Linked DNA regions of Homo sapiens: region 2 is linked to region 1. Evidence: chromatin loops called from intact Hi-C (ENCODE). Cell type or tissue: mammary epithelial cell. All regions are shown on one strand. Links, peaks and the distances in the headings refer to the core of each region. The heading gives the core; the rest is flanking DNA. Region 1 overlaps FARS2 (phenylalanyl-tRNA synthetase 2, mitochondrial). Region 2 overlaps FARS2 (phenylalanyl-tRNA synthetase 2, mitochondrial).

Region 1 (2,919 bases), core at 231-2,730:
TGAGATAATGAATGCAAATGCAGTTTGTAAATGTTAAGTGTTGTTTTGGAGGCTGACTGTACAAAACTTAATGAGGGCATACCTTGGTCAGCATTTTTTGCCTTCTCTTAGGCTTGCTTGATCCCTTAAATACTCTAATGGGAAATAGGAAACTTCTCACATGATGCAGTTCTTAACGTTGTCTTCATACTGTTAAGATTTAAAGTGGGGGGGACTGGGCTTGAAATCCTTTTTCCTGGGGGGCAGTGACTGTGGGGCTAAGAGTATAGCTCTCAGGCCGGGGGCCGCAGACTTTCTCTGTAAAGAGCCTGATAGTAAATACTTTAGGCTTCGTAGGCTTTATACTGTCTCTGTTGTATCTTTGTCTTTTTTTAGATCTTTTAACAAATGTAAAAAACATTTTTTTGCTCAAGACCATCCAAAACAAGCTACTGGACACATTTGACCTGCAGCTTCGGTTTGTCAACTCCTGCTCTAGAGTGCCCTGTCCTGCAGGGTGGCCATGAGCCGCACATGGCTGTGTACATCCAAATGAATTAGAATTCGGTACCACTGAGATTTCAGTTCCTTGGCTGGCCACATTCCAAGTGCCCACTAGCCACATGTGGCTGGTGCCTACTGAACTGGGCTGCACAGACACAGAACATTTCCCGCACTCAGGAAGTTCCGTCGGGCAGCCCTGCTCCAGAATTAGGTGGAATCCAACTTTGCCACTGCTAACCTTGGGGACTTAGACTAGTTATTCATTATTTCTGAACTTCTTTTCCCTGCAACTATAACGTGGAAATTATAGCATTACCTCTCTCAAGGATATGGCAAGGATTTAATGAATATAAAGTGCTTAGCACAGGGCCATTCACACTCAGTAAATGTTAGCTATTAATAGAGAAACAGATGCATTTCTGTTACTACTCATTTTAGTAAAGCTTAACTTTTTATATATTATATATTTTTATATTTGGAAAAGGGATTATCATCCTCACTACAGGACACCTGGGAAGTCAGAGATGAGGTTTTGGTTTTAGTCTCAGTAGTTGACCAGAGAAAGGGAAGTGTTTCCCTGAGCCCCAAACCCTGTTTCCACGCAGAACAGGTCTGTTCTTGTTATGACTTGTTTTTATTTTAGCCTTCTATTCAGGTGAGTTCTCACTCTGTGGTAATTTCATGAAAAATTTGTGGTAAATCTTTGTTCAGCTTAGTGGTGGGGTTAGAGATAAAAGTTATCTCACAGGGGAGAAGTCTCCACCGTCAGAACTTCTGAGTAAATGATTGCTTTCCCTTTGCTTGTGAGGAGGGATAGCCAGTGCTGTATTGATAAGCTTCTCTTTCAATACTAGTATATTTTGTTGCTGAACAACAGGACTTTTAAAATATATTGTTAATGAGCCAAATGTGATGCCAGGAGGTCAGCATGTTGAGGTGTGGACTTAAGCTTTGCATTGCTTTCCTTCATCCCCCGTGGTCAGCTGTCAGCCACGTTTCCATCATGGGAATGCATGCACAGGCCACAAGGAGTTAATCCTTCTGTCCTTCCAAGCAAAATGATCTACCTCTGTCTTCTGTGAAGAGAGATCATGGTTTTTAAAAGCTAATATGATAATGGCAGTATTATTAGCAATCTCAAATGAATCTTTGATCAGTTGAATTGTTTGATTTACCTACTCATTCATCAGATTTTTTGTGCCGTGAACATCACACAGAATCCTAGAAGGGCACCGTCACTGACAGAAATGAAGCTGGTTGGATATTGGCTGCTCATGTCCAGGGGTATTGATGATTCTTTCAAATAAATCTCAAAGTAAGGTATGCATAAAAAGATAACACTCAGCTGATATAACATTGCTTATACAGAGAAGGTTTTTCATTTGTTTGTCTTTCAGTTTCCACATCCAGGTGTTGTGCTGTTTCCCTGGACCTCCGGGTTCATCACACAGCCTCTGGTGCACCTACCTGGGTGCCAACGTTGTAGGAAGAAGCTGTCTGCACTGACAGGCTTGTGGAGGCGAGCTAAACTCCATAACCCCATGACTGTACATCCTGAAGCAGAGTTAGGGAGAACCAGTCTCCAATGACCACTGACAAAAACAGAATCAAAGTGATAATAGAACCAACCAGCACTACAATTCCTAACATATAGTGTGCACTCAGCAACCATGTGGCAGGTACCAAGGTCAAAAACATACCTCAATGATATGTTTTTATGTTTAATACCTACAACAGCCGTGTGTATTTGGCACTATCGTTGCTATTCCCATGTTACCCATTACAGAGTGGAGGCCTAGAGAAGATAATTTGCCTGAAGTCGCACGTTTCAGTCAGTGGCAGAGCCAGATTCAACCCTAGCTGGTCTGAGGGCAGATTCTGTGGTCTCCCCAACACGCATGGGTTCTCTTTTTGTCTCTGCACTCACTGACATCTGATGTAGGTACGTGGCTTTAATACTCAGGGCCTCCTCTGGAAAATGAATGGTTTGACCAGACTGCTCCAAAGACCTTTGGTCATTGACATACCGTGGTTTTTTTAGATCCTGCAGTCATCAGACCCCTCAGTGGCTTTACTTGCTTACGTCACCTGGTCTCCATGAGGACACATGCTCCATGTGTGTGGCATGTGGAAAGGCTCAGTAAGCATTGATGAGCAGACTGACTTCCATATTATCCTGTGTTGTAGGGGCATGGAAGCTGGACTCTGGGGCTTATTCTGGAGAATATTCTCTCCTTGAAGCAGTGTTCTTTGCTTGAAGATTATTTCTTTTGGATTTTACTCTTCATCAGAAAGTAGATGTTATGATCAGCTGTGTCCTTGGATAAATGTGTTTTCTCCTGTGCCCTGGAGTTCATCTTTTGCTTTCGTGTTAAGCCTAGACCCTTTTTTACCTCTGTCTCTCTGAATCTTCCCTAACTTGATCCCAACTTTCCC
Region 2 (2,919 bases), core at 283-2,782, 56 kb after region 1:
ATGACAAGGACATATGATGTTTAGAGAACTGTGGATAATCTGAGGTGGTGGGCCCAGCACCAGGTGTGAGGGGCCTTTGGTGCTGTTGTTAGGGGTTATATTTTCTTTCCCAGTCATAATTCTCAGCTTGCAGTCTGCAGATTCCTAGGGGGTCTATGGATCAGCACTTAGAATATGTAAGAGTTTGCTATGGAACGTCTTAACTTTGTGGGTTTAAATATATATGTAAGCTATATTGGCATGTTCTATATCATTTAAATCATTACACCTCAAAGTGTGGTGCTCAGAATGGTGCTGATCCACAAACTATCAGTTTCCAGTTCACAAGGAGATAACCACAGAGGCTGAGAGTAACCGTTGAGAAACTTACAGCAATTTGACTTGGTACTGCCGTGTCATTCAAGTGTAGTATGTTTGAAATGCCAGTTTGTTGAAGTAGTATTACACACAACAGAATTCATACTTTTAAAACATAGCTACATGAGTTTTGAAGGATATATACAGTCATGTAAACACCCCACAATCAAGATAGAGAAAATTTCCATCTCCTGGAAAAGTTCTCTTATGTCCTACCAATCTGTTATCTGTCTCTATAGTTTCGCCTTGTCTAGAATGTCATGAGAATTGAATTCATATTGTAGATAATCTTTAGTGACTAATCTCTTTTTGTTAAACATAATTCTTTTGAGATTCATGTATTTTGTTCTGTATAGGAATAAGTTATTTTTATTACTAGGTCATATTCTGCTATCAGAAAAGGGTCCTGATCCACACCCCAAGAGAGTGTTCTTGGATCTCGTGTGAAAAAGAATTCCGGGCAAGTCCGCAGTGTAAAGTGAAAGCAAGTTTATTAAGAAAGTAAAGAAACAAAAGAATGGCTACTCCATAGACAGAGCAGTGGCATGGGCTGTTCCACTGCATAATACTTAGGGTTATCTCTTGATTATATGCTAAACAAGAGGTGGATTATTCATGAGTTTTCCAGGAAAGGGGCAGGCAATTCCCAGAAGTGAGGGTTCCTCCCCCTTTTAGAGTATATAGGGTAGTTTCCAGACATTACCATGGCATTTGTAAACTGTCATTGTGCTGGTGGGAATGTCTTTTAGCATGCTGATGCATTAAAATTAGCATATAACCAGCAATGAGGAGGACCACAGGCCACTTTTGTCGCCATCTTGGATTTGGTGGGTTTTGGCCTGCTTCTTTACCATATCCTGTTTTCTCAGCAGGGTTTTTGTGACCTGTATCTTGTGATACCACCCCTGCTGACCTCCTATCTCATCCTGTGACTCAGAATGCCTCACCTCCTGGGAATGCAGCCCAGCAGGTCTCATCCTTATTTTACCCAGCTCCTACTCAAGATGGAGTCACTCTGGTTCAGATGCCTTTGACAATTCTACTATATGGATATACCACAATTTCTCCATTCACTGGTTGATGGACATTTTGGGTGTTTTGGGGTTGAGCTATTCTGAATTAAGCTGCATTGGACTTCCAGTGCACATGTTTCCATATCTTAGGTAAATACTTAGGAATGGAATTGCTCTGTCATATGCTAAGTGTCTGTTTAATTCAGGGTTTCTCTGTTTCATGTTTTGGGTTGGATAATTCTTTGTGGTGGGAAACCATTCCGTCCATTATGGGATCTTTAGCAACATCTTTGGCCTCTACCCACTAGATGTCAGGATGCTCCCCACTCCCAGTTTTGATCACCAAAAATGTCTTCAGACCTTACCAAATGTCCCCTGGTGGTTAAGATGGCCCCCAGTTGAGAAATATTGGTTTATTGTAAAAAACTACCAAACTGTTTTTGAAACTACCAAAGTGGTTTTATCATTCCCACCCAATAATTTACGAGTTCTAGTTTCAATGTGTCATATCTTAATTTTTATTCATTTAAATATATTTTCTGATTTCCCTTGTGATGACTTCTTTGGCTCATGTGTTACTTAGAGAAGTATGTTGTTTAATTTCCCAATATTTGGGAGATTTTTCAGATATTTTTCTGTTGATTTCTGATTTATTTGCATTTGGACATAGAACTTTTTTTGTACAATTTCAATCCTTTTAAATATTTGAAATGTATTTTGTGTTCCAGAATATGGTCTGTGGTGGTGGATGACCCATGTACACTTGAAAAAAATGTCAATTATGTTGTTGTTGAGTGGAATGTCATGTGCATAATTTTATATGTGACCAAATTATCAGCCTGTGATGTGCTGGAAATGTTTAAAAAGTTCTTTGCTAATGACCAGTGCCTCTCCATCTGTCTGTAGCTTATAGCCTGTGTTCCCATTTGTCTTGATGATTGCCTTGATGCCAAGTGATAACCGCAGGTGCTGGTGTTTCACTTATAATGAAGCCTTTTCCCTCCTGGACTTTGCACACCTAATCCTGAAGCTCCATGAATGTTCTGGTTCAGCTAGAGCGAATGGGGATTTGTGAAACAATTATAAGGGTTTTCTGTTGTTGGTGGTGGTTTTTTTTTTTTTTTCTCACTCTGTGGACCAAGCTGGAGTGCCATGGCACAATTTCAGCTTACTGCAACCTCCACCTCCCAGGTTCAAGCAGTTTTCTTGCCTCAGCCTCCCGAGTAGCTGGGATTACAGGCACACGCCACCATGCCTGGCTAAATTTTGTACTTTTGGTAGAGACGGGGTTTCACTGTTGGCCAGGCTGGTCTTGAACTCCTGACCTCGTGATCTGCCAGCCTTGTCCTGCCAAAGTGCTGGGATTACAGGCGTGAGCCACCGCTCCTGGCCAAGTTTTTTATGTTTTAGGAAAACATTAAATGCAAGGTAGAAATGAGAACAAAATGTTTCTTGTGGCTCGTTGAGACGAGTCCTGCCTGTATCTCCAGAATCCACTCCTCAGCCTTCCCGTGCTGCATCCCGTCCCATTGCTACTGAAGAAACTCCT

What was found. A loop is a pair of places that touch in the nucleus more often than their neighbours do. Peaks named below come from ENCODE experiments on the same cell type or tissue, not always from the same donor. Only the 100,000 strongest peaks of a DNase experiment are listed, where the experiment ranks them.
Region 2: it touches region 1 in a loop (5-fold over the local background); 2 of 110 quality-filtered maps call a loop at or near these places.

What each region holds. Positions count from the first base shown.
Region 1 is chr6:5,485,284-5,488,202 of GRCh38, forward strand. All of the region lies in intron 4 of FARS2 (phenylalanyl-tRNA synthetase 2, mitochondrial), which reads left to right. Among named protein-coding and RNA genes, the nearest start is that of FARS2-AS1, 29 kb to the left of the region's middle. RefSeq lists an enhancer at 1,303-1,362. In mammary epithelial cell, for the core only: no CTCF peak of the experiment used is centred there; no DNase peak of the experiment used is centred there.
Region 2 is chr6:5,540,899-5,543,817 of GRCh38, forward strand. All of the region lies in intron 4 of FARS2 (phenylalanyl-tRNA synthetase 2, mitochondrial), which reads left to right. Among named protein-coding and RNA genes, the nearest start is that of FARS2-AS1, 84 kb to the left of the region's middle. RefSeq lists an enhancer at 564-1,763. In mammary epithelial cell, for the core only: no CTCF peak of the experiment used is centred there; a DNase peak (open chromatin) is centred at 1,313; H3K27ac peaks cover 569 bases.